4 separate regions of the Homo sapiens genome follow, and regions 1, 2 and 4 are each linked to region 3. A link is an interaction called in ENCODE POLR2A ChIA-PET data of the cell type or tissue named here. Cell type or tissue: HepG2. All regions are shown on one strand. Links, peaks and the distances in the headings refer to the core of each region. The heading gives the core; the rest is flanking DNA.

Region 1 (5,483 bases), core at 1-5,000, 140 kb after region 3:
GACGGGGGTTTCGCCATATTGCCCAGGCTGGTCTTGAACTCTTGACCTCAAGTGATCCACCCACCTTGTGCTGGGATTACAGCCATGCTGGGATTACAGGCATTAGTGCTGGGATTACAGGCATGCTGGGATTATAGGCATGCTGGGATTACAGGTGTGAGCCACTGTGCCTGGCCTTAAGTGACATTTCTATAACAAATATTCTTCCCTTTCCATCCACTTCTTTATATGAATAAATTTTCTACATGTTTTGTATCTATAAATACAAAAAAGAATAAAACCTACCCTAAACCATGTCTCATTCTAGCTATAAGAAATATTAATCTGCAGATGTCATGAACTACTTCAGAAAACAAGGCCTATTTGTGTAATTAACACATTTCTAATAACAATCTACTTTTATGTTCAATAATTACTTATCAAATACATAACATAATGTAGATATTTTTTTTGAGATGGAGTTTCGCTCTTGTTGCCCAGGCTGGAGTGCAATGGTGTGATCTCGGCTCACTGCAACCTCTGCCTCCCAGGCCCAAGCAATTCTCCTGCCTCAGCCTCTTGAGCAGCTGGGACTACAGGCGTGCACCACCATGCCTGGCTAATTTTTTTTTTTTTTTTTTTTTTTTTTTTGGAGACGGAGTTTTGCTCCTGTTGCCCAGGCTGGAGTGCAATGGGCTCTCTTGGCTCACCACAACCTCTGCCTCCCAGGTTCGAGCGATTCTCCTACCTCAGCCTCCCAAGTAGAAGGGATTACAGGCATGCTCCACCATGCCCGGCTAATTTTTTATTTTTAGTGAGACGGAATTTCTCCATGTTGGTCAGGCTGGTCTCAAACTCCCGACCTGAAGTGATCCTCCCTCAGCCTCCCAAAGTGCTGGGATTACAGGCTTGAGCCACTACACCAGGCTAATTTTTTGTATTTTATTAGAAACAATGGGATTTCACCATGTTGCCAAGGTGGTCTCGATCTCCTGAGCTCAGGCGATCCATCCGCCTCAGCCTCCCAAAGTGCTGGGATTACAGGCGTGAGCCACCGCACTTGGCCACAATTTTGTTTTAAAATGTCAACATTTACAATACATTAGAGCTGGGCATGGTTGCTCATGCTTGTAATCCCAGCACTTTGGGAAACTGAGGAGGGAGGATTGCTGGAGGCCAGGAGTTCAAGACCAGCCTGGGCAACAAAGCAAGCCCCCATCTCTAGAAAAATACATGTATTTTTAATTAGCCGTGTGCAGTGGTGTGCACCTGTAGTCCCAGCTACTCAGGAGGCTAAAGTGGGAGAATTTGCTTGAGCCCACGAGTTTGAGGTTGTAGCGAGCTATGATGGTAGCATTGCACTAAAGCCTGGGTGACACAGCAAGTCCTTGTCTTAAAAAAAAATTAGAAATAGCATATTTGCAGCTGTGTAAGTATAGGGAAAAAATGTGGAGAGTCAACGTATAAATATACAAGGGAGTACATAATGGGACTCCTCCTCCCAATTTTTTTTTTTAATTTATTTTTTTATTGATAATTCTTGGGTGTTTCTCACAGAGGGGGATTTGGCAGGGTCACGGGACAATAGTGGAGGGAAGGTCAGCAGATAAACAAGTGAACAAAGGTCTCTGGTTTTCCTAGGCAGAGGACCCTGCGGCCTTCCGCAGTGTTTGTGTCCCTGGGTACTTGAGATTAGGGAGTGGTGATGACTCTTAACGAGCATGCTGCCTTCAAGCATCTGTTTAACAAAGCACATCTTGCACCGCCCTTAATCCATTCAACCCTGAGTGGACACAGCACATGTTTCAGAGAGCACAGGGTTGGGGGTAAGGTCACAGATCAACAAGATCCCAAGGCAGAAGAATTTTTCTTAGTGCAGAACAAAATGAAAAGTCTCCCATGTCTACTTCTTTCTACACAGACATGGCAACCATCCGATTTCTCAATCTTTTCCCCACCTTTCCCCCCTTTCTATTCCACAAAACCGCCATTGTCATCATGGCCCGTTCTCAATGAGCTGTTGGGTACACCTCCCAGACGGGGTGGTGGCCGGGCAGAGGGGCTCCTCACTTCCCAGTAGGGGCGGCCGGGCAGAGGCGCCCCTCACCTCCCGGACGGGGCGGCTGGCCGGGCGGGGGGCTGACCCCCCCACCTCCCTCCCGGATGGGGCGGCTGGCCAGGCGGGGGGCTGACCCCCCCCACCTCCCTCCCGGACGGGGCGGCTGGCCGGGCAGGGGGGCTCCTCACTTCCCAGTAGGGGCAGCCGGGCAGAGGCGCCCCTCACCTCCCGGACGGGGCGGCTGGCCGGGCGGGGGGCTGACCCCCCCACCTCCCTCCCGGACGGGGCGGCTGGCCCCAATTTTTTATTATTTAAATTTTTTTAGACATGTTCTTGCTGGAGTGAGGCTGGAGTGCAGTGGTGCGATTGTAGCTCACTGCAGCCCTGAACTCCTCAACTCCACCAATCCTCACACCTCAGCCTCCTGAGTAGCTGGGACTGCAGGCATGTGCCGCCTGGCTAATTTTTAAATTTTTATAGAGATAAGATCTCGCTATGTTGCCCTGGCTGATCCCGAACTGCTGGCCTCAAGCAATCCACCATGCCTAGCCACCGAAAATGTTTAAGGCTTATATGAGTCCAGAAAGTTTGAAGATCATGATTCCAAGGATACCTCTTCAAAAGCAAACCAGAGCAGGAGGAGGTAGTTTTCCCAGTCTCTGTAATTTAGGAGTGTAATTTGTACTTGTTTGTTTGAAGGCACGTGGAAATGATGTTTGCTGTTGGTTGAAGGTCTGCCCAGAAGACATCCCCTAGGTCCAGTTTAGAGGTCAAGGTCAGCCCTCTCTGGGCAGGCCAGGCTCTCTGGCAGCACTGACCATGTGCAGGCAGCAGGCCAAAGGGCCAGAGCCAGGTCAGCTGCTGCCCCCAGGGTGGGTGGAGCTCACAGAGGCCCCAGCTCTTCTAAGGTAGGGTTGGAGCCTCTTCCTGCAATGGAAGGTTGGGGGACAGGGTGATGAGACACTGATGCTTCCAAGGGGTATATGGACACATGTTGGGAGTGTCACCAATAAAGGCCATACACACCCCAAAAATCTGCCTCTGCAATGGCACACCAACAGCCACTAATGGTAGTTATTATTGTGTGCTTACCTTGTGCCAGGCAGTAGCCTTAAGTGCCTTCTGTATACTGCACTATGTTATTTAATCTTCCAATGATTAGAAACCCAGGCAGCCTGACTCAAAGGAGGTGAGGCTGGGTGCCATTTTCCTCTTCCATTAATTGAAAGGGTCATAATAACAAACATTCCTTATTTCAGAGTTTAATGTTATTTTAAACTATTAATTCAGACTTATGAATTAGGAATGATTAGAAACCCAGGCAGCCTGACTCAAAGCCGTGTCATGTGGGACACTGGTGTCAACACAGACATTCTAGACTCTGAAGGGTCAATGTGAGACCTTGCTCTTCAAAGCATTACATCTCTCTGATCCTCGGTTTTCCCATCTGCAAAATGGGTTCATAAGAGCTGTCTTACCAGACCTTTGGGTTCTAAAGCCTTCCAGGCAGCGGCAGCTGCTCTTCACCTGAGAGGGACTTTGCCATCATCAGAAAAGTTTGTACCTGATTTAGGAGGCTGAAATCTTAATTTTAAAGTGTCAGGTAAGGAAATAGGGAGAACAAACCACTCTTTTTTGGTGGCCTCTCTAGTTGGCTCTGTTTGGACCACCCTCTGGCATTTTCCACACCTTGGGCATCCCCAGCTCCCACTTGGAGCCTGAACAACTATTTCTCCCAAACTCCAAATGCCATAGCACCTGCAGGATGCCTGAGGCCGTCTGGACAATTCTCAGGCTGCCCCTATTAGACATCTCTGGTAAGTGGATGGGAGCTGGCCTAGAGAAGTCAGGGTATGTTTGAGTTGGAGCCCAGAGACCAGGGTCTCACCCTGCAAAACCATTTACTTTGTGATCCCGGTCAGCTGGCTTAGCCTCTGGGAGCCTCGTTCCTTCACTCATCCGTGCCCACCAGTGCCACTCATCAGGGCTGGGCGCTACGGACTCAGGGACGAGTCAGACAGGCCCATCCCTCCCAGCCTGCTAGTTTCATAGGAGAGGCAGACAAGGAAACAGAGTGATGGGTAGGGTGATCCCTTCTGCCTGGGAGAAGCCGGGTGCCTGGGCTATCAGGAGGACTTCTTGGAGGATGTGAGGCTGGGTGCCATTTTCCTCTTCCGTTAATTGAAAGGGTCATAATAATGAACATTTTTTATTTCCGAGTTTAATGTTATTTTAAACTATTACTATAAAAGTAACACATGCTCATGGTGAAAACTTTCAAGAGAACAGAAAGGTATTGAGTGAAAAATCTCATTCCTTGCCCATCCCCAGAAGGAACTAATTGCTGTTCACAGTTTCTCATGAAGTCTTCTAGAAATGTTCCCTGTGTATGGAAACATACATGGAACAAACATCAAAAGCCCAAATAAATAATAATAGCTCCCACTTGAGTGTCTGCTAGGGGCCCCCTCACCCATTGCGCTTGCTTTTCCGTGTAATGATAGACCTTGGACATATTTCTAGGTCCACAATCAACTTTCCAAGGTACCGCAAGAGAAACCCGGAACATCTTAGGGGCAAGTGAACGAACAGTTCCTTTCCTGGTGCCTTCATCTGAATAGGCCTAGCTCTGAGCCGGCCCCGCAGGTCCATCCTCCCATCGAAACCTCCCTGTGGTTGGGCCATTGTCGCATCTGTTTTCAGATGGGGAATCTGGGGCTCAGAAAGCACAGCAGGGTTCTGAGGCTGCACGGTGACCAAAGGCAGGTCCGTGCCGTGGCGGACCCCACAGGGCTCTGGAGCCAGAAGGAGGCCACGCTGTCCTCGGAGTCCTGGTTTCCGGAAGCGAGCAGGATTAAATATAACCCAGGCAGGCAGGAGGCGGGTGTTGAAAGCACAGGCTTAACCAAAAAGTGCAGGCCAAAGGGCAGCCCCGCCCTCCACCCCGCTGGGCTCTGGGGACAACTGCACTGACCAGTCTCGTGGGATTCTGGCCGGGCAGCTGGCATTCCCACCCACCCAGGTCCCCCCGCAGGGCGAGGCCCAGTCCCCCAGTGTGTCATCCATGTACAGGTTGCCACCTCTGACCTGGCGACTCCACTCTGGAAATCGGGGTCATGGTGATGGGCAGAAACACTACAAACAAAGGGCTCTGCCAGGTGGTCTCCGGTCTGCCCAGAAGGAGAACCATCACTGGCTGTGTGGCCCGAGCTTGGGCAAGTCCCTCACCCTTTCTTCCTTTTTCATTTTTTAAATTTTAATCGAGGTTAAACTCAAGATTAGTCATTTTAAAGTGAGCAATTCGGTGGCGTTTAGTACATTCACAACGCTGTGCGACCACCATCTCTAATTCCGAAGGAGACCCCGTTACCTATTAAGCAGTCTGTCCCCACACCCTCCTTCCCCCATTCCCTGGCAACCACTAATCTATTTCTGTTTCTGTGGA
Region 2 (5,000 bases), core at 1-5,000, 180 kb after region 3:
CAGCTTCTACATTCAGAGTTCCTTAATTTGTCGTCAATGAACCACCTGAATAAAAAACGTAAATATGTGACAATGAAGGTCCACGAAAGCTAGGTGCAAGATTACATGATCAGATTCTTCACAACACACAGCTAAATGAAAATACAGCTACTCTATGAACCTCAAAGATCTTTGATGACACTGCAAATGACACAAAAGCAACCTAAGCTGTATGCTTTTTTAGCATCTACTATTTAGGAGGGCCACCTTATAAAATAGATTTGAATCTCAATAAAAGTCTACTGTATCCGCAGGAAAATCCTAATACCATTCACTCACACAAATAATTTAACTATCCATTTCGAGAGGAAAGAAATATACCATGCTCTGGACGGGCGCGGTGGCTCACGCCTGTAATCTCAGCACTTTGGGAGGCCGAGGCAGGTGGATCACGAGGTCAGGGGATCGAGACCATCCTGGCTAACACAGTGAAAACCCGTCTCTACTAAAAAAAAATACAAAATACAAAAAAAATTAGCCGGGCATGGTGGCAGGCGCCTGTAGTCCCAGCTACTCAGGAGGCTGAGGCAGGAGAATGGCGTGAACGCGGGAGGCGGAGCTTGCAGTGGGCCGAGATTGCGCCACTGCACTCCAGCCTGGGCGACAGAGCATGACTCCGTCTCAAAAAAAAAAAAAAAAAAAAAAAAGAAAAGAAATATACCATGCTCTGAAATAGAAGCTACAGCTTTTCACATTAGCTCTCTAAAGGAGGTATACTCAAGCCCCTTTTCTTTATCCCACTACTAAAAAAGCACATGAGCAGTACGTCTATTTCAAACACACACAAGGAAATACGTAAAGCTCTTTTCAGAAGGAAATCATTTCCAATAAAACTCAAAATTTCTATTAACATTTAAATTATAAACCAAACATTGGCAACCCACATATATATATACACACACACACACATATGTTTGCTATGGACAAATGAAGACTGTGAGGTCATACTTTCAAATACAACTTTGGAATTAGTCACAAAAAATCAACATATATTCTCAGAAATTGTACCATTTCCTTTGGTCTACAATCCACGCTATAGGAGGTTTAATATAATATTAAATAATGTACCATTTACCCTAAAAGTAGGTTCTAGAAAACTGACTATTAGGATTGAATAACAAGGCTTTAATGGCTCAATTTTCTTATGATTATACAAACATATAAATCTTGAAAAGGTAACGCCATTTAGTAAAATCCATAAAAATAACAGTTTTGCCACAGTGCAGAGAAAAGTTCATTCAGTTTGATTCCCCATGCCCTCGACAAGCAGCTTTCTGATTAGAGCTGGAAGACACAGGCTGGGTGCAGTGGCGACCCCGTAGTCCCAGCTACTGGGGAGGCTGAGGTGGAAGGATCACTTGAGCCCAGGAGTTTCCGAACAGTCTGGGCAACATACCAAGACCCTGTCTCTTTTTTTAAACTTGGAAGACATAAAGTCTATACATTCTACACTGAATCATGAATATACTACGGAGAGTTTGTAGAAAGTAAACTTTAAAATCCCACACTCCAACATCATATATGTCCATAAGCAGGATTTGCAATTCACTTCATACTGGAGGTAAGCACCCCAGCTGGGGTCCTCTTGCCGCAGTGGTCAGGCCGTCAGAGCTGAGGCCTTTCACTGCAACAAGGGAAGTAGTCTTCGGTCCGAAACAGGACGGGGGCTTCGTAGCCGGCTTGCTGTGGCCTCGAGGGAGCAGACTTGCTAAAGAGCGAGGGCACGTTCATCGTGTGCAGGAGCTTCTTGAACGCCCTGGGGAAGGTGCCCAGCTCGGCCTCGGCCTTGGTGACCTGCTCCTCCATCCTGGCCACGCGGCCCCCCACCATCCTCACGAAGGCCTCCAGCCGGTCGATCCTGCTGTAGATGCGCCGCATCTCGGCGGCCTTCGCGTGGATGCGCGGCACGCCCTCGCTGACGACGTGGGACGAGTCGCCGCGAAGCATGTCCAGCATGCCCACGAACTCGTCCACTCTGGTAAGCAGGTCCTCTAGGCTCGCGTCCAGGGCCTCGACCTCGGGCCGCGCCCCGGCCCCGGGCAGCAGGCAGGCGGCGTAGCCCGCAGCGGCGCGGCGAAGCAGCGGCAGGTCGCGGCCCGGCGCGCCGTCCTCCGCGCCCTCGTCCTCCCACGGCCCCGAGGCGCTGCTGTGGCTCTGGGAAACAGTGCCACTGTCCCCGCTCCAGGCGGCGCCCTGCGGCTCGGCCTCTTCCGCGAGCCCCTCCGGCAGCGCTCCGCCATCCGAAAAGCTACCCTCCATGGCCCGCGACCACCCGACTGCGCAGCGCTCGCTTCCGGCCTCCGCGCGCTCACGCTCACGCACCCGCACACGCACGCACGCGCGCTCACGCCTTTGCTTCCGGCGGCCTGCGAGGGCGTCTGTTCACGCGCATCCACCTTTGTTTCCGGCCTCCCAGCGCGCTCACGCTCACGCATGCGCGCTCACGCTCACGCATGCGCGCTGCTGTTTTCTCACGCCCGAACTCACATTCAACCTTTTTTTTCTTTTTTAAGCGAAGGTATAGCAGGAATACAATACAGTGCATACATTTTAAGTGTGCACATTGATGACTTTGTACACATCCATACAACCATGCATCTTCTATCCAGACCAACAGGTAGGACATGTCCAGCACCCATGAACGTCTCCCTCCTGTCCTTCATTTCTTTTTGCTGTTTATAGTAAAATAAATGAGATAAGCAAGACGAAACACAAAAGGGATGGACCTTGACGACTTTGGATGATTTTTAAAGTCCTCAGCTTCGCCTGATTGCAAATGGCGTAAAACTAAGAAATAGTAATAGTTTCCAAGCAAATATCAAATCCAGGGTACTGCCAGAAAAAAACAAAGGTGAAGTTGAGATGTGACGGTTAAATCCTTTAAAATCTCAAAAAAAAAAGCAAAGACGGTGCCTGAGAATACCATTCAGTTAGACTAACAGCTCCTTAAAGAGATTAATGGTGTGGCTCACAGAGTCCATCAGTCAAACCACAAGGCCTCCAGAAGGCTTAAGGCTTGTTCGTCAGTATTAGCAGAAGCCCAAGATAGAGATGGACTTATCTCAAAGGGATTTGTAGGTAGCACTTTTGTTTAACGGAGTGAACCCCGATGAGATTCACAGGAGACCTATAAAGTTTTTTAAAGATAATTATATTGACACAAACATTGCAGATTGGACTGAAAGGAACAGGCCTTTGGATCCCCTCTCCCCAAACTTGTACAAGCAGGAATCAGACTGAGAAAAAGACTCATTGGCAAACACATGCCACATTTCACAAAAAAGGAAGTATAACTCAGGGCATGAAACCAGGAGCCCAGATGGTGGAACTGGGAGTCATGGAGTCCTAGACCTTGAGACTGGATGGCAGAGTTACTGTGGGCTGGCAACTTGTTTGTACTTCCAATTTCCCCCTTTTTGAACAGGAGTGGCAGTGGCTAATCTAGTCGTAGTGGAGCAGAACAGGTCTGTAGTGATTATCCTGTGCCAGCCCCACAACTGTATATTCCAGGCATGGGGGCAGAGAACTTGTCTCCTTAGTTTCAAAAGTCTACAGATCAAGAAGAATTGTACTCTAGGAGCTGAATTTAAGGAACTAAGCTCAGAAAGCCTCATCTACATCTGATCTTATTGAGAAGACAAAATTCTGGACTTAAAGCTGATGTGACAATAGGATAGTAATACCTAAAACTACATGAGATTTAAAAAAATGTAACTTTTGGGGACCTTGGATAGAGGGGAGTGTGGTTAGCACGTTAAAATGGCATGAAGAATTGGTAGTCAGGGGGCAAACTGTGATTGCTAGCCAGCCTTCAAGATGACTCCCAGTGATTTCTTACTCCTGGTATTCTCACTCTTGTGTATTCCCTCTTGTCGAGTATGTACTGGACTTAGTGACTTCATTTGCTCATAATAAACTGAAAAACACAGAAGTGATGATGTATGATTTGGACATTAGTTCATGAAAGGTAGTGTGGCATCTCTTTCCTTCCAACCTGCGAAAGGAAGATAAATCTTGGGGTCCTACAATTACTAAGCTAAAAGAAAAGTCAAGTTGGAAACTGCTTAGGGCAAACCTGCCTCACATTCTATTCACAGTCACTTCTCCGCTCACTGAGATAAATGCGTATCTGATTGCCACCTTTGGAGAGGCTAATCAGAGACTCAAAATGTCTGGGCGCGGTGGCTTACGCCTGTAATCCCAGCACTTTGGGAGGCTGAGGTGGGTGGATCATTTGAGATCACGAGTACAAGACCAGCCTGGCCAACATGGTGAAACCCTCTTTTAAAAATACAAAAATTAGCCGGTTGTGGTCGTACACACCTGTAATCCCAGCTACTTGGGAGACTGAGGCAGAAGAATTGCTTGGACCTGGGAGGCGCAGGTTGCAGTGAGCCGAGATCACGCCACTGCTCTCCAGCCTGGGCGACAGGGTGAGACTCCATCTCAAAATAAATAAATAAATAAATAAATAAAATTTTAAAAGAAAGAAAGAAAAAAAGAAACTCAATAGAATGCAACCATTTTTCTCTCATCTACCCAAGACCTGGAAGCCCCCTCCCCGCTTCAAGTTGTCCTGCCTTTGCTTTGAGTTGTCTCACCTTTCCGGACCAATCCATCGTTCATCTTAGATATGTTGATCGATGTCTCATGTCTCCCTAAAATGTATAAAACCAAGCTGTGCTCTGACCACCTTGGACACATGTCATCAGGACCTCCTGAGGCTGTGTCACGGGCACACATCCTCAACCTCGGCAAAATAAACTTTCTAAATGAACTGAGACCTGTCTCAGATATTGGGGGTTCACAAACCACTTGCTCTGGGGAAACCAGCTGCCTTGTTGTGAGCAGCTCCATGGAGAAGCCCATATAGCAAAGAACTGAGACCAACAGCTAGGGAAAAACAGCCTCTTTCCAACAACTACATGAGTAAGTCATCCTGGAAGGGGATGCTCCATCCT
Region 3 (7,828 bases), core at 1,246-6,245:
GGCACCTGTAATCCTAGCTACTCAGGAGGCTGAAGCAGAGAATTGCTTGAACCCGGGAGGTGGAGGCTGCTGTGAGCTGAGATCACGCCACCACATTGCAGCCTACGTGACAGAGTGAGACTTCGTCTCAAAAAAAAAAAAAACACAAAAAAATGCAGGTGGAGTCCCACCCTTGTGGAAATCTGTGGTCTTAGCGGGAAAGGGAGATGCTGATCAAATATTCACATGAATCAGAAAGATACTGCAACTGTGGCAAATGTTATAAAAACATACACTGGGGGCTGGGTACGGTGGCTCATGCCGGTAATCCCAGAATGTTGGGAGGCCGAGATGGGCGGATCACGAGGTCAGGAGATCGAGACCATCCTGGCTAACACAGTGAAACCCCGTCTCTACTAAAAATACAAAAAATTGCCGGGTGTGGTGGCAGGCGCCTGTAGTCCCAGCTACGCAGGAGGCTGAGGCAGGAGAATGGCGTGAACCCAGGAGGTGGAGCTTGCAGTGAGCCGAGATTGCGCCACTGCACTCCAGCCTGGGCAACAGAGCGAGACTCCGTCTCAAAAAAACAAAAAAACAAAAAAAATACACTGGGGGCACAGGAGATGATTGGTTGGCTGTGTCTCCACCCAAGTCTCATCTTGAATTGTAGCTCCCATAATCCCCATGTGTCATGGGAGGGACCCGGTGGGAGGTAATAGAGTCATGGGGGTGGTTACCCTCATGCTGTCCTCATGATAGTGAGTTCTCATGAGATCTGATGGTTTTATAAGGGGCTTTCTCCCTTTTGTTTGTTCTACTTCTCCTTGCTGCTGCCATGTGAAGAAGGATGTGTTTGCTTCCCCTTCTGCCATGATTGTAAGTTTCCTGAGGCCTCCCAAGCCATGCTGAACTATGAGTCAATTAAACCTCTTTCCTTTATAAATTACCCAGCCTCAGGTATGTCTCTATTAGCAGTGTGACAGCAGACTATACTATATTGGCACCATAAGGGAAGCTGATACCTGAAGGCTGGTTGGCGTTAGTCAGGGGGATTGAAAAGAAAAGACACCCTTGGCAGCAAAAACAGGGTGCCCTGTGGTGCTGGTGTGTCCTAGTCCATGCGGGCTACCATGACACAATACTGTGCACTGGAGAGCTTATCAACAACCACAATTTATTTCTCACTGTTCTGGAGCCTGGAAGTCCAAGATCAAAGTAGCAGCAGATTGGGTGTCTGGTGAGGACTCACTTCCTGGTTCCTAGATGGTGCCTTCTCAATTGTGTCCTCACACGGTGGACAGGGTGAGGGGCCCATCTGGAGTCTCTTTTATAAGGACACTAATCCCGTCTATGAGGGCTCCACCCTCATGACCTCATCACCACCCCAAAGCCCAACCTCCTAACACTAGCACAGTGAGGGTTAGGATTTCAACATATAAATTTGGTGGCGGCGGCGGGGAGTGGATTAGACATTTAGGCCATAGCAGCAGGGAGCAATAAAGGAGGAGCTATCTGCTTGGAGCTGAGATGGAGGTAGATGTGAGGGGATGAGATCAGATTTGCATTTTGCAAAGATCATCCTGACTGCAGGGCAGAGAACGGCTGAGCGCCTTGAAAACTCGGGAATTCCAGTTTCCAAATGCCCAGAGCTCCTGTGAGTGGCAGCAGTGGGGGCTCAGCCTGCAGCAGGGTTGTCCGCTGTACCAAGCAAGTAACTGTCTAGCTTCTCAATGAGGCATCTTTAGAGGAAGGAGAGTGTCTGCCTCCTGGAATGTTCTTGAATACCACAGCAAGGAAAAGCCTTCAAGGGAAACCTCATGATTCTTTTTTTTTTGAGATGGAGTCTTGCTCTTGTTGCCCAGGCTGGAGTGCAATGTCGCGGTCTTGGTTCACTGCAACCTCCACCTCCCTGGTTCAAACGATTCTCCTGCCACAGCCTCCCGAGTAGCTGGGATTACAGGCGCCCGCCACCATGCCCAGCTAATTTTATTGTATTTTTAGTAGAGATGGGGTTTCACCATGTTGGCCAGGCTGGTCTCAAACTCCTGACCTCAGATGATCTGCCAGTCTTGGCTTCCCAAAGTGCTGAGATTACAGGCATGTGCCACTGCGCCTGGCCTTTCTTTTCTTTTTCCTTTCTTTATCTTTTTTTTTCTTTTTTTTAAGAGTCTTGCTCTGTTGCCCAGGCTGGAGTGCAATGGTACAATCTCGGCTCAGTGCAACCTCTGCCTTCTAGGTGCAAGTGATTCGCCTGCCTCGCCTCCCGCATAGCTGGGACTACAGGCGTACGCCACGCCAAGCTAATTTTTGTATTTTTAGTGGAGATGGGATTTCACCATGTTGGCCAGGCTGGTCTCGTACTCCTGACCTTAAGTAATCCGCCTGCCCCGGCGTCCCAAAGTGGTGGGATTACAGGCGTGAGCCACCACACCCAGCCAATTCTTTTTTTAATGAGACGATCTGGTATTGCTAACTGAGGTTGGGGCTCAATCAGAAATGGATGGCGGGCATTTATTTTCAAATTTGACAGGCAAGGAGGAAGTCATCCATAAAGGTGCTAAGCTGCACCCCAACGGATACAGGATGGCGCAGGGAAGTGAGACTCTGGTGGCAAGAGGAGGCCCGTGCAGATCCGTGGAGCCCTCAGCTGCTTCTCCGCAGGAGCTCAGGGGCTGGTGGGAGGCCCAAGCTCTGAAACGGTGGGAGAGGTGCCTCTACCACACCTGCCCAGCTGGTAAGTTAAGTTCAGCAAGGTGTCCGGCAACCCTGGGAGGGGCGTGGATGCTGAGTTTACACTCCCTCTGAAGCGGGAGGCCTTTTATTGGGAAGCACTGATGGAGAACCCTCCCCGGTCCATCTGCCTCTGGGAGAGGGGTTGCCTTGCGTGCTCAGCACCCCGCAGCCTGGGGATTGCTGTGGGATCCTGGAGAACTCACCAGGGGTTCCCAGGCAGTGGGTACCAGCAACGTCCCTGTCTCCTCCTCCCTCCCCTAGACGGCCACCAGGCTGTGAGGGGTGAGAATGAGATCCAAGCATCTGCTGCAACTTTTCCTGCTGATTCTACCTGGGGTCTCTAGAATTATGCCCCATTGCTGGCCAGAAAACCTATTTCCATCTCTAACATTTTAAAAATCTTTTTTCTTTTTTTTTTTAAGACAAGGTCTTGCTCTGTCACCCAGACTGGAGTCCAGTGGTGCAATCATAGCTCACTGAAGCCTTGAACTCCTGGGCTCAAGCGATCTTCCTGCCTCAGCCTTCTGAGCCACCATGTCTGCCTAATGTTTTCTTTTGTAGAGATAGGAGTCTCACTATGTTGCCCAGGCTGGTCTCGAATTCCTAGCCTCAAGAGATCTTCCAGCCTTAGACTTCGAAAGCCATTTAAAAAAATATTTTCAAACAAGTTTTATTATGGAAAATGTCAAATACATACATAGTAGAGAGAACAGTATAATGAACCCCTGAGGCCTACCCTAACAGTGATCAATATTCTGCTCTTCTCACCTCCTCCCCATATTCTTCCTATTGTAAATTTCCCTGGATTCCTTTAGAGTATATCTCAGATACGTCAGTTCACATGAAGATACTTCAGCTTCTTCTGTACATGTCTCTAGAAGAAAGACTTTTTTGGAAGTGTAGTCATAATACTGCCAGCATATCTAATAACACTGACAATTCCTCAGTATCTCCCGCTAGCCCAGTGTTTCTCTAACAGTGTCTTTTTACAGTTTGTTAAATCTGGGTCCAAAGGCCACATACCGCACGTGGTTTATGTTAGGGTTGCACAGTGGTGAGACCTGGTTTTTTTTTCAGTGTATTGCAACGATGACTTTGCTAATTCCTCGTGTACAGTTACAAAGGGCCTTCCCTTCCATGAATGAGTAACCAAACTCACTGCCACGCTGGAGCTGGGGTGGGTGATCTCCATTTTCTCCAGACAAGGACACTCAGGGCAGAGGAGGGCAGTGGCCTGCACAGGACCCCAGCTCAGCCATCCCTGCACCAGGCCAAACCCATGCCCAGTCAGCAGCCCAGTGCTCCATTCACATTTGTACAGTGAGCTCATCCAACTGTGAGAAGGAAGAAAATACCATGGTGATCTTCTTTGAAAAGCTACAGAATTTCTAGCAGATTCTCTGCTATGCATCAGTGGATTTTTTTTCCCAGACCTGTTCAACAGGCAGTATTTTTTTTTTATCATGATTTGTTTTTTTGTTTTTATTTATTTAGAGACAGGGTCTCACTCTGTCCCCCAGGCTGGGGTGCAGAGTCTGTCACGGCTCACTGCAGCCTTGACTTTCTGGGCTCAGGTGATCCTCGTACCTCAGCCTCCCAAGTAGCTGGGACTACAGGCATGTGCCACCGTGCTCAGCTAAATTTTTTTGTATTTTTTGTAGAGATGGGATTTTGCCATGTTGCCCAGGCTGCTCTCCAACTTGCGGGCTCAAGCGATCTTCCTGCCTCAGCCTCCCAAAGTGCTGGGATTACAGGTGTGAGCCGTGGTACCCAGAATGCACCAGCAGATTCTGAAATCCCTCACCTCGGAGACCACTGCTTGCCCAGGACACAAATGGTGCCCCTGCTTACAACGTTTTTGTGCCCCCTGCTGCCTCCAGGGTGAAATCCAGATGCCGCCAGGAAGCATTCAAGGTGCCCCAGCCATCCCTCTATTCTCGTTTCTTCCCACATCGCCATACCCATCCCAGCCAAACCCAGCTGTGACACTGAAGTTCACATTCTGATAGACCATACTTCTGGTATGGCTTGAGCAGCTGATTTTAGGGGGCACCGAGGAAGAAACTGGCACCTGTGGAGCACCCATGTGTGCCAGGCCCCTCAGTCCCGGGTGCTAAAACTCCAGTTTTACAGAGGAGAAAAGGGTGGCTTGCAGAGGGCGAATGACCTGCCGAAGGCCACACAGTGGGAACCAGGATTAATTTCGAGCCAGGCACTCTGGCGCCACACACTGGGTTCTTCCTGCTCCCTCCTCCCACAGGGCTGGGAGTGGGGCTTGACCCTGGAAAAGGGGAGGGGGTGCATTTCTGTCAGCCAGGGCTCCTCCCGCCACGCCCTGTTCAGCTTCACAGTCCCTGGGAGGCTGTGTCCCCTAGAGGTTTCCGCTGCTTTCTTTGATCTGCAGCCACTTGCCGGAGAGCTGGACGCTGCCAAGAAGGAAACCACACACTGTCAGTGGCGCATCTGCAGAGTCATGGGGTGGAAACGGACCCTTCTGTGTCTCCTCCAGATGAAACGCGTCACTTATTCTGCAGGAAGGGCTGCACCCTGAGTGTATAAACCCTGACTGTGCCTCCCTCCTTGCCCACCCTGCCCCACGCTGCTGGTCAGGACAGAGCCGGGAGCGGCCTGCTGACTTCATGAGGCTCCTGGGGGGCCACCAGGCTGGGGAATTTGGGGGCAAGATAATGACACATCTTCTCATGCAGAGAGTGGGGCTTCAGCCCAAATCCCTCAAACTCCTGAAAAGTGGAGAAAGAGGGTGCAGCAGGCAGGCTGGGGAGGCCCTCTGGAGTTTATCTAGGAGAGGTTAAAGAGGAAGTTGTGATGCTATCATTGCCAGAGAACTAGAGCTGAGGGAGGGTGACTGATTCAGAAAAATAAAATGTATTACCAGCATCAGGGTTAGGGCCTAGTACGTAGTAGGTCCTTGATATATGTTATTGAATAAAAGTTTCCAAACCCTGTATGTAACAGCTTGGGGCCTAACCCTGGAGAGGGGCTACGGTGACTACCTCATTCTTCTAAATACTTTCAAACTGGGCCATGGAACTCCTTGCTGCCTAGTCAACAAGCTGAAAGTAAACCTTAGTAACACAACCCTTGGACTATGATAGAGTTTGGACATTTTGTTCCTGCCCAAATCTCTTGTTGAATTGTAATCCCCAATCTTGCAGGTGGGGCCTGATGGGAGGCGTTTGGGTCATGGAGGTGGATCCCTCGTGGCTTGGTGCCATCTCTGCAATAGTGAGTTCTAGTGCCAGCCGGTTGTTGAAAAGTGTGTGGCACATCCCCTGCCCCCACTTCCTCCTGCTCCGGCCACGTAAGACATGCCTGCTTTAGGCTGGGCACGGTGGCTCATGCCTGTAATCCTAGCACTTTGGGAGGCCGAGGCAGGCGGGTCACCTGAGGTCGGGAGTTTGAGACCAGCCTGACCAATATGGAGAAACCCCATCTCTACTAAAAATACAAAAATTAGCCAGGCGTGGTGGCACATGCCTGCAATTCCGGCTACTCAGGAGGCTGAGGCAGAAGAATCGCTTGAACCCAGGAGGCGGAGGTTGCGGTGAGCTGAGATCATGCCACTGTACTCCAGCCTGGGTGACAAGAGCGAAACTCTGTCTCGAAAAAAAAGACATGCCTGCTTCCCCTTCCCCTTCTGCCATGATTGGAAGCTTCCTGAGGCCTCCCCAAAAGCCGAGCAGATGCCGGCATCATGCTTCCTGTAGAGCCTGTGGAACTATGAGCCAGTTAAGCCTTTTTTTCTTTATAAATTACCCAGTCTCAGGTATTTTTTTTGTAGCAGTGTGAGAATGGCCTAATACAGGGTGGCACTCTGTTGAATTTGGGGGGCATCCCCTCATTGTTTGAATGACTTTCACCCCAGGTGGGAGGAGTCCCAGGGCATCCCTGGGTACCAGCATCATTTGTTCCATAAACGCTGGATGCCACCAGTTGACAGGCCCAGTGCCCCAGCCCAGAAACCACCCCACAAACTTTCACTCTGTCCTTGCTGAGGGAGGCCTCTCTGAAATGGCAGTGGCCCATCCACAAATTTTGCAGTTGGGGAGACCAAGACCCAGAGACTTCTTTTTCTTCCTAATTAGCAGGTTAATGCCAACATGAAGACACCCTGTATTAGTCCATTTCACACTGCTATAAAGATATAACTGAGACTGGGTAATTTATGAAAAAAAAAAGAGGCTTAATTGACTCACAGTTCTGCAGGCTGTACGGGAAGCATGGCTGGGAAGGCCTCAGGAAACTTACAGTCATGGCAGAAGGTGAAGGGGAAGCAGGTACATCTTCACATGGCCAGCAGGAGAGACAGTGAAGGGGGAGGTGCTACACACTTTCAAACAACCAGATCTCCTGAGAACTCTATCACAAAACAGCACTAGGGTGCTGGATGGTGCTAAACCATTAGAGACCACCCCCAAGGCCCAATCACCTCCCACCGGCCCCACATCCAACGCTGGGGATCACAATTCAACATGAGATTTGGGTGGGGACACAGAGTCAAACCATATCACAAACAACCCCAAGCTGTCTCCATTCCCACTGTGTTGACTCTGGAAGGTCAGGGCACAGGTCAGTAGGAAAACGAGGCCTCCTGCTCCAGTGGGTGATGCCACCAACCCTGGGAAGAGGCGGGAAACCGTCTGCAGGTGGAGGAATTGAGTTCTGTAGGAGGAAGTCAGTCACTCAGAGGCCCAGGTTCTCCACTTCCTCCCCAGCTTGGGAAGAGGCAGCGGCAGGTGGGTGGTGGGGCTGGGGAAGGAGAGGCAGGGAAGTGAGCAGCAAAGGCTCCCTCGAGGTGTCTGCAGAACACCCGTGCGTCATGGCAGAGAGGGGCCGGGCTCACCCCGTATCCCTGGTAAGGTCTTATGGGGCAGCAAGGGCTGCAGCAGGACCTCCAGGCGAGGGGTGTGGCACTAAGATCAGTGAGGGCATGGGGGCAGCGACCACCCGCAGGAATGCAGTGCAATGCTCTAGCTAACAGCCAGGACCTGCAAGTTCGTTTTGTCACCCTCGCAGAGTCCCTAGTCTGTCTGAGCAATTCCCCCGTCCCTCAGTCTAGGGTGGTGGTAAGGCCTGAGCAGAGAGCCCGGGGAAA
Region 4 (5,000 bases), core at 1-5,000, 160 kb after region 3:
CCCAGCTACTCCAGAGGCTGAGATGGGAGGATTGCTTGAGCCTAGAAGGTTGAGGCTGCAGTGAGCTGAGATCATGCCAGCCTGGGTGACAGAGTGAGACCCTCTCTCAAAGAAAAAAAAAGGGGGAAATTCTGACCCATGCTACAACATGAATGAACCTTGAAGACATTATGCTAAATGAGACAAGCCAGTCACAAAAGAACAAATACTGCAGGATTCCACTTACATGAGGTTCTTGGAGTTGTCAAATTCATAAAGATAAAAAGTAGAATGGTGGGTCCCAGGGCCTGGGTGAGAGAGGAATGAGTGTTAGTGGTTAATGGGGACAGAGTTTCAGTTGGGGAAATTGAACAAGTTCGGGAGATGGGTGAGGAGGTGATGGCTGCGCAACACTGTAAATGTACTTTTTAATTTATTTTATTTATTTGTTTGTTTATTTTCGAGATGGAGTCTCGCTCTGTCGCCCAGGCTAGAGTGCAGTGGCGCGATCTCAGCTCACCACCAGCTCTGCCTCCCGGGTTCACACCATTCTCCTGCCTCAGCCTTCCAAGTAGCTGGGACTACAGGCGCCCGCCACCACGCCTGGCTAACTTTTTGTATTTTTTGTAGAGATGGGGTTTCACTGTGTTAGCCAGGATGGTCTCAATCTCCTGACCTCGTGATCCACCCACCTTGGCCTCCCAAAGTGCTGGGATTACAGGCATGAGCCACTGTGCCTGGCCTATTTTTTATTTTTTTGAGACAGAGTCTCGCTCTGTCGCCCAGGCTGGAGTGCAGTGGCACAATCTCGGCTCACTGCAACCTCCACCTCCTGGGCTCAAGCAGTTCTCGTGCCTCAGCCTCCTGAGTAGCTGGGATTACAGGCATGCACCACCATGCCTGGCTGATTTTTGTATTTTTAGTAGAGATGGTGTTTTGCCATGTTGGCCAGGCTGGTCTCAAACTCCTGACCTTAGGTGATCTGCCCGCCTTGGCCTCCCAAAGTGCTGGGATTACAGGCATGAGCTACTGCACCTGGCCTGTGAATGTACTTACATTTTTTTTTTTCAGAGACTGGGTCTTGCTGTGTTGCCCCAGCTGGAGTGCAGTAGTGTGATAATAGCTCATTGCAGCCTCGAGCTCCTAGGTTCAAATGATCCTCCCACCTCAGCTTCCTGAGTTGCTGGAGCCAAAGGTGTGTGCCACCAGGCCCAGCTAGTTTTTATTTTTTTGTACAAGGTCTCACTGTGTTGCCCAAGCTGGCCTTGAACTCCTGGCCTTAAGTGGTCCTCCCACCTCAGCTGGGATTACAGGCACGAGCCACTGTGCCTGGCTGTGAATGTACTTAAGGTCCCTAGAATGCTACACTTAAAATGGTTAAAATGGTAAATTTTTAAGGCTTGTATATCTGACCACAATAACAAAATATTTACCTATCTATCATTTATGTATCTAGTTTCTTTCTTACACCATTCTGACCTTGTCTTCATTACGGCCTCCTCCTAGGATGTGCTACCTTGCCAGGGCCTGCAGACAACCACCTTCAACCAGCCCTCCCCTCCCAGCCCCTTCACCTGGAACGACGCAGAGTCTAGGTCCTGGGAAGTGCTGTAGTAATCAGGACGTGGAGCTCCTTAGTGTATATTTGACATCTCTTAAATGTCTCCGGAGTCTACAGTGTGCCGGGCACTTCCTGGCCATCTTGCTTGATCCTTGAGACAACTCCAACAGAAAACATTATGATCCTCGTTTTACGGATAGTAAACCTTGGGCTCACAAAGGTTAAGTGACGTGCCCAAGGTCATAGAGCTAGAAGTATGATCTGAACCAGGTCTGCTAATGCCTACGCCTTTTCCAGTCTGAGGGATCTTCATTGACTCTGGAAGATACCCAGGAGTGAACCTTCTTGGGAGTTTGGTAGTGAACTCCCTGTCTCTGGAGGTGAACAAGGAGAGACTGGGTCATGACAGAACGTGGATGCAGCAGAGCTGTCCCATGCATCGGGCAAGGGCTTAGACTGGAGAACTCTACGATCCCTTCCAGCTCTGAAAGATTTGATTGTAATTGAGGGCCAGAGAAGACACGTGACTTGCTCCAAGTCACGCAGCTGAAACCCAGGTCTCCTGATTGCTGACTGAAAATCTGAGAAAGAGGGATGGTACACGGCAGGTACGCAGCTAATGTATGGAATCAGTTGAGGACCCTGGAGACACAACTGTGAATGTATTCATTCAGTCAATGAGTAGTTGGCTGAGTTGTCTGAGTCATCACCACGTGTGAGACCCGGAAGATGTGCACCTCTGCGGGCGGACAGTGAAGGGAGCACGTTCCTAATGGAGGGAACAGCTCTTGTCAAGGCTTGGGGTGGGCGCAGGAGGCAAGGCAGAGGGCGGCTGGGTGAGGCCAGGGTCAGCAGCTGTGACATCTGGTTGATGATTTGGGTCTTGTCCCAAGGCTGGTGCCCTGACCCTTTGTGGCCATGGCCTTCTGAGACTCTATTGTGTGAGGAGCAGAGTGTGAAATGAGGTTGGGGAGGGGGACAAAGAAGCCTCAAGGAAGGAGCGTCACCAACGTGGCACGTTTCAAACTGGTGGGATTCTCATCCCCCGCTTCATGGACCTCCTTGTCTTCTGGGATTTCCTACCTCGTGGAGGCTGAGCAATTCTATCACCCTGAAACAGAACAAGCCGACACCACAGATGAGGAAGGGCGGTCCTCTCTCCCAATCCACACCCACACATGGTGTCCTCCACCTCCTCCCCTCATCCCCTCCTTCCGTCCTTTGCTCGCTGGAGCTGCTGTTACACGGGGCTCCTGCCTCAGGGCCTTTGCAGGGGCTGTTCCCCCACCTGGAAAGTTCTTCCTGCAGAAACCGTCATGGCTTGTGCCCTCACCTCATTCCTCTCTGTGTTCAGAGGTCACCTGCTCGGGCTGGTCCTTTCTGGGTCCCCTCTAAAATTCCCATCCCCGTCGCTTCCTAGTCCCTTGCTCTGCTCAACTCTTTTCTCATTGGCACCGATCCCTCTCCGATCCCTGCTCCGCAATCACTATTTACTCCCCATGTGCGTTTGATCATTTGTGACTCTTGTTGATGATCCCGCCCTCTGGAAGTAAGGACGATGGGGCAGGATTCTGTTTGCTTTGGTCATGGCTCTGTCTCCCGCCCTGGGGCAGGACCTTGTACACAGCAAGCACTCGGCAAATATTTGTTGCACAAATGAGTGGGTTTCACACGTGAGTTTTGCAGAGGGAAAGCCCAAATTCACCCGCTCTGACCCCTGAACTCCAGCCTGCTCTCAGGAGAAGCAAATTCTCCGCGTGCTCTCAAGCTGTCCTGTCCGTGTGTATATGTGCGTCGGAGGGCCAGGTGGGCTTTCCCCCAGCAGCGGCAGGCAGGAGGCGTCCTCTTCTTCAAGGCTCCAGGGCCACCTCCTCTGAGGTTTGGTGAGCACAGAGGGAACCCCGTGTGCACCGGGCTGACCGCACACTGCCACTCACTGAACTCCCCTGGAGATCCCAGCAGGTGGCCAGAGGGGAGACTGAGGCCTAGAGAGGGTAAGACACCTGCCCAGGGCCACCCTGTTAGAAACTGGCAGGGCCAGGACTGGGCCTCAGGTCCGTCTGGGGACCCTCCTGCCCACCCTGTGCTGGTCTTCAACGGGCCGGTTTTTCAGGGAGTCCTGTGGCATCACCCAGCAGCTTGCTGGTTCTGAGGAGTGTGACGTCTCTCCAGAGAGGTCTGGGGGCCCAGTGCAAAGATCACAGGCCTGCACCACCCTACGTGTGCGTGACCCCAAGCAGGTCAGCCTCTCTGGGCCTCAGTTTCCTCAGCTGTGAAATGAAGGACTTGGCTGGGCTGACTTTCAGTTCCTGTTTGGTTCTGAGCATCCTAGCTTTTTCCCATGCCCGAGGCTTCCCTGAGAAGGAGGCACTTTTCCAACAGGTTGACTGTACCTGGCTCCCTGGGCCAGGAGCTGGAGGCTTTAAAAGCAAAATAAGAACTTGGTGAGTCCTCCCGGGCTGCTCCCGCCTGCCTTCCTGCGGCCTGGCCACTGCGGGCTGCCTGGAGAGCTCCCAGCCATCAGCCCACGCCCAGCTGCAAGAACAGCTGAGTCACCCTGACGGGGCCAGTCACCCTGAGATCCAAGCAGGCCTCAGCAGAGCCGAGTGACCACCTGGGCTGGCCCAATTCGGTGCTTGGCTCTCTGGAAGGGCACCTTCATGAGAAGCCACTAGGTCAGACAGGGCCCCCCGTCCCCAGCACTGGGGAGAAACCACAGCGGCAGCCCCTCAGGATGCAGAGAGACCTGGGGGTCCCCTCGGGGTCCCTTCTGGTTACCAGCACTTTAGGCTTAAGCAGAAAGTGTCGTGGGCCCTTGTTTCTTAGGTTTGATGTCAAGAAAGCAGAAGGTGGATTTGGAGCGTAATATCTGGAGATCCATGAACCGGGAGGATCAGAGATCCTACCCATGATCCTACCCATGGGCGCGGTGGCTGATGCCTGTATTCCCAGCACTTTGGGAGGCCAAGGCAGGTGGATCACTTGAGGTCAGGAGTTCAAGACCAGCCTGGTCAACATGGTGAAACCCTGTCTCTGCTAAAAATACAAAAATTCGTAGGGCGTGGTGGCATGCGCCTGTAATCCCAGCTATTCTGGAGGCTGAGGTGAGAATCGCTTGGACCCAGGAGATGGAAGTTGCAGTGAGCCAAGATCGTACCATTGCACTCCAGCCTGGGTGACAGAGTGAGACTCCATCTAAAAAAAAAGAAAGAAAAGGAAAGGAAAGAAAAGAAAAGAAAAGAGATCCCACCTGTGCACCCATTGAAGACCAGTGCACCGTGTGCATGGGGGCCCCCAGACAGGCCTGCGGCTGAGTCCTGGCCCTGCCACCTTCTAACAGGGTGTCCCTGGGCAGGTGTCTTACCCTCTCTGTGCCTCAGCAGGAGAAGTCATAATAACAGAAATAATGGCGATGTTGCCTGGCCAGTGAGCCCTGTGCCCTCCTGGCCATCCCCGTCTC

Evidence for each region. ChIA-PET counts read pairs that join two places held together with the same protein. Peaks named below come from ENCODE experiments on the same cell type or tissue, not always from the same donor. Only the 100,000 strongest peaks of a DNase experiment are listed, where the experiment ranks them.
Region 1: POLR2A ChIA-PET joins it to region 3 with 10 read pairs; 4 of 35 experiments call an interaction of 5 or more read pairs at or near these places.
Region 2: POLR2A ChIA-PET joins it to region 3 with 19 read pairs; 21 of 35 experiments call an interaction of 5 or more read pairs at or near these places.
Region 4: POLR2A ChIA-PET joins it to region 3 with 14 read pairs; 9 of 35 experiments call an interaction of 5 or more read pairs at or near these places.

The regions. Positions count from the first base shown.
Region 1 is chr4:6,752,681-6,758,163 of GRCh38, reverse strand. No RefSeq gene overlaps it. Among named protein-coding and RNA genes, the nearest start is that of KIAA0232, 27 kb to the left of the region's middle. In HepG2, for the core only: no CTCF peak of the experiment used is centred there; DNase peaks (open chromatin) are centred at 2,803 and 4,913; H3K4me3 peaks cover 1,104 bases.
Region 2 is chr4:6,713,508-6,718,507 of GRCh38, reverse strand. It overlaps BLOC1S4 (biogenesis of lysosomal organelles complex 1 subunit 4), which reads right to left and starts at 2,334. Exons shown (of 1, transcript NM_018366.3): 1 at 844-2,334. The coding sequence starts at 2,298. The coding sequence ends at 1,645. LOC105378240 (a long non-coding RNA gene) reads right to left here. Exons shown (of 3, transcript XR_001741568.3): 2 at 4,641-4,697; 3 at 4,363-4,484. RefSeq lists enhancers at 1,293-1,932, 2,415-2,614 and a silencer at 2,085-2,134. In HepG2, for the core only: no CTCF peak of the experiment used is centred there; a DNase peak (open chromatin) is centred at 2,427; H3K4me3 peaks cover 2,529 bases.
Region 3 is chr4:6,889,728-6,897,555 of GRCh38, reverse strand. No RefSeq gene overlaps it. Among named protein-coding and RNA genes, the nearest start is that of TBC1D14, 16 kb to the left of the region's middle. RefSeq lists an enhancer at 4,382-4,938. In HepG2, for the core only: a CTCF peak has its summit at 4,941; DNase peaks (open chromatin) are centred at 3,795, 4,568 and 4,995; H3K4me3 peaks cover 1,641 bases.
Region 4 is chr4:6,731,883-6,736,882 of GRCh38, reverse strand. No RefSeq gene overlaps it. Among named protein-coding and RNA genes, the nearest start is that of BLOC1S4, 18 kb to the right of the region's middle. RefSeq lists enhancers at 2,107-2,401, 3,233-4,139, 3,551-4,750. In HepG2, for the core only: no CTCF peak of the experiment used is centred there; DNase peaks (open chromatin) are centred at 1,212, 2,251, 3,112 and 4,082; H3K4me3 peaks cover 605 bases.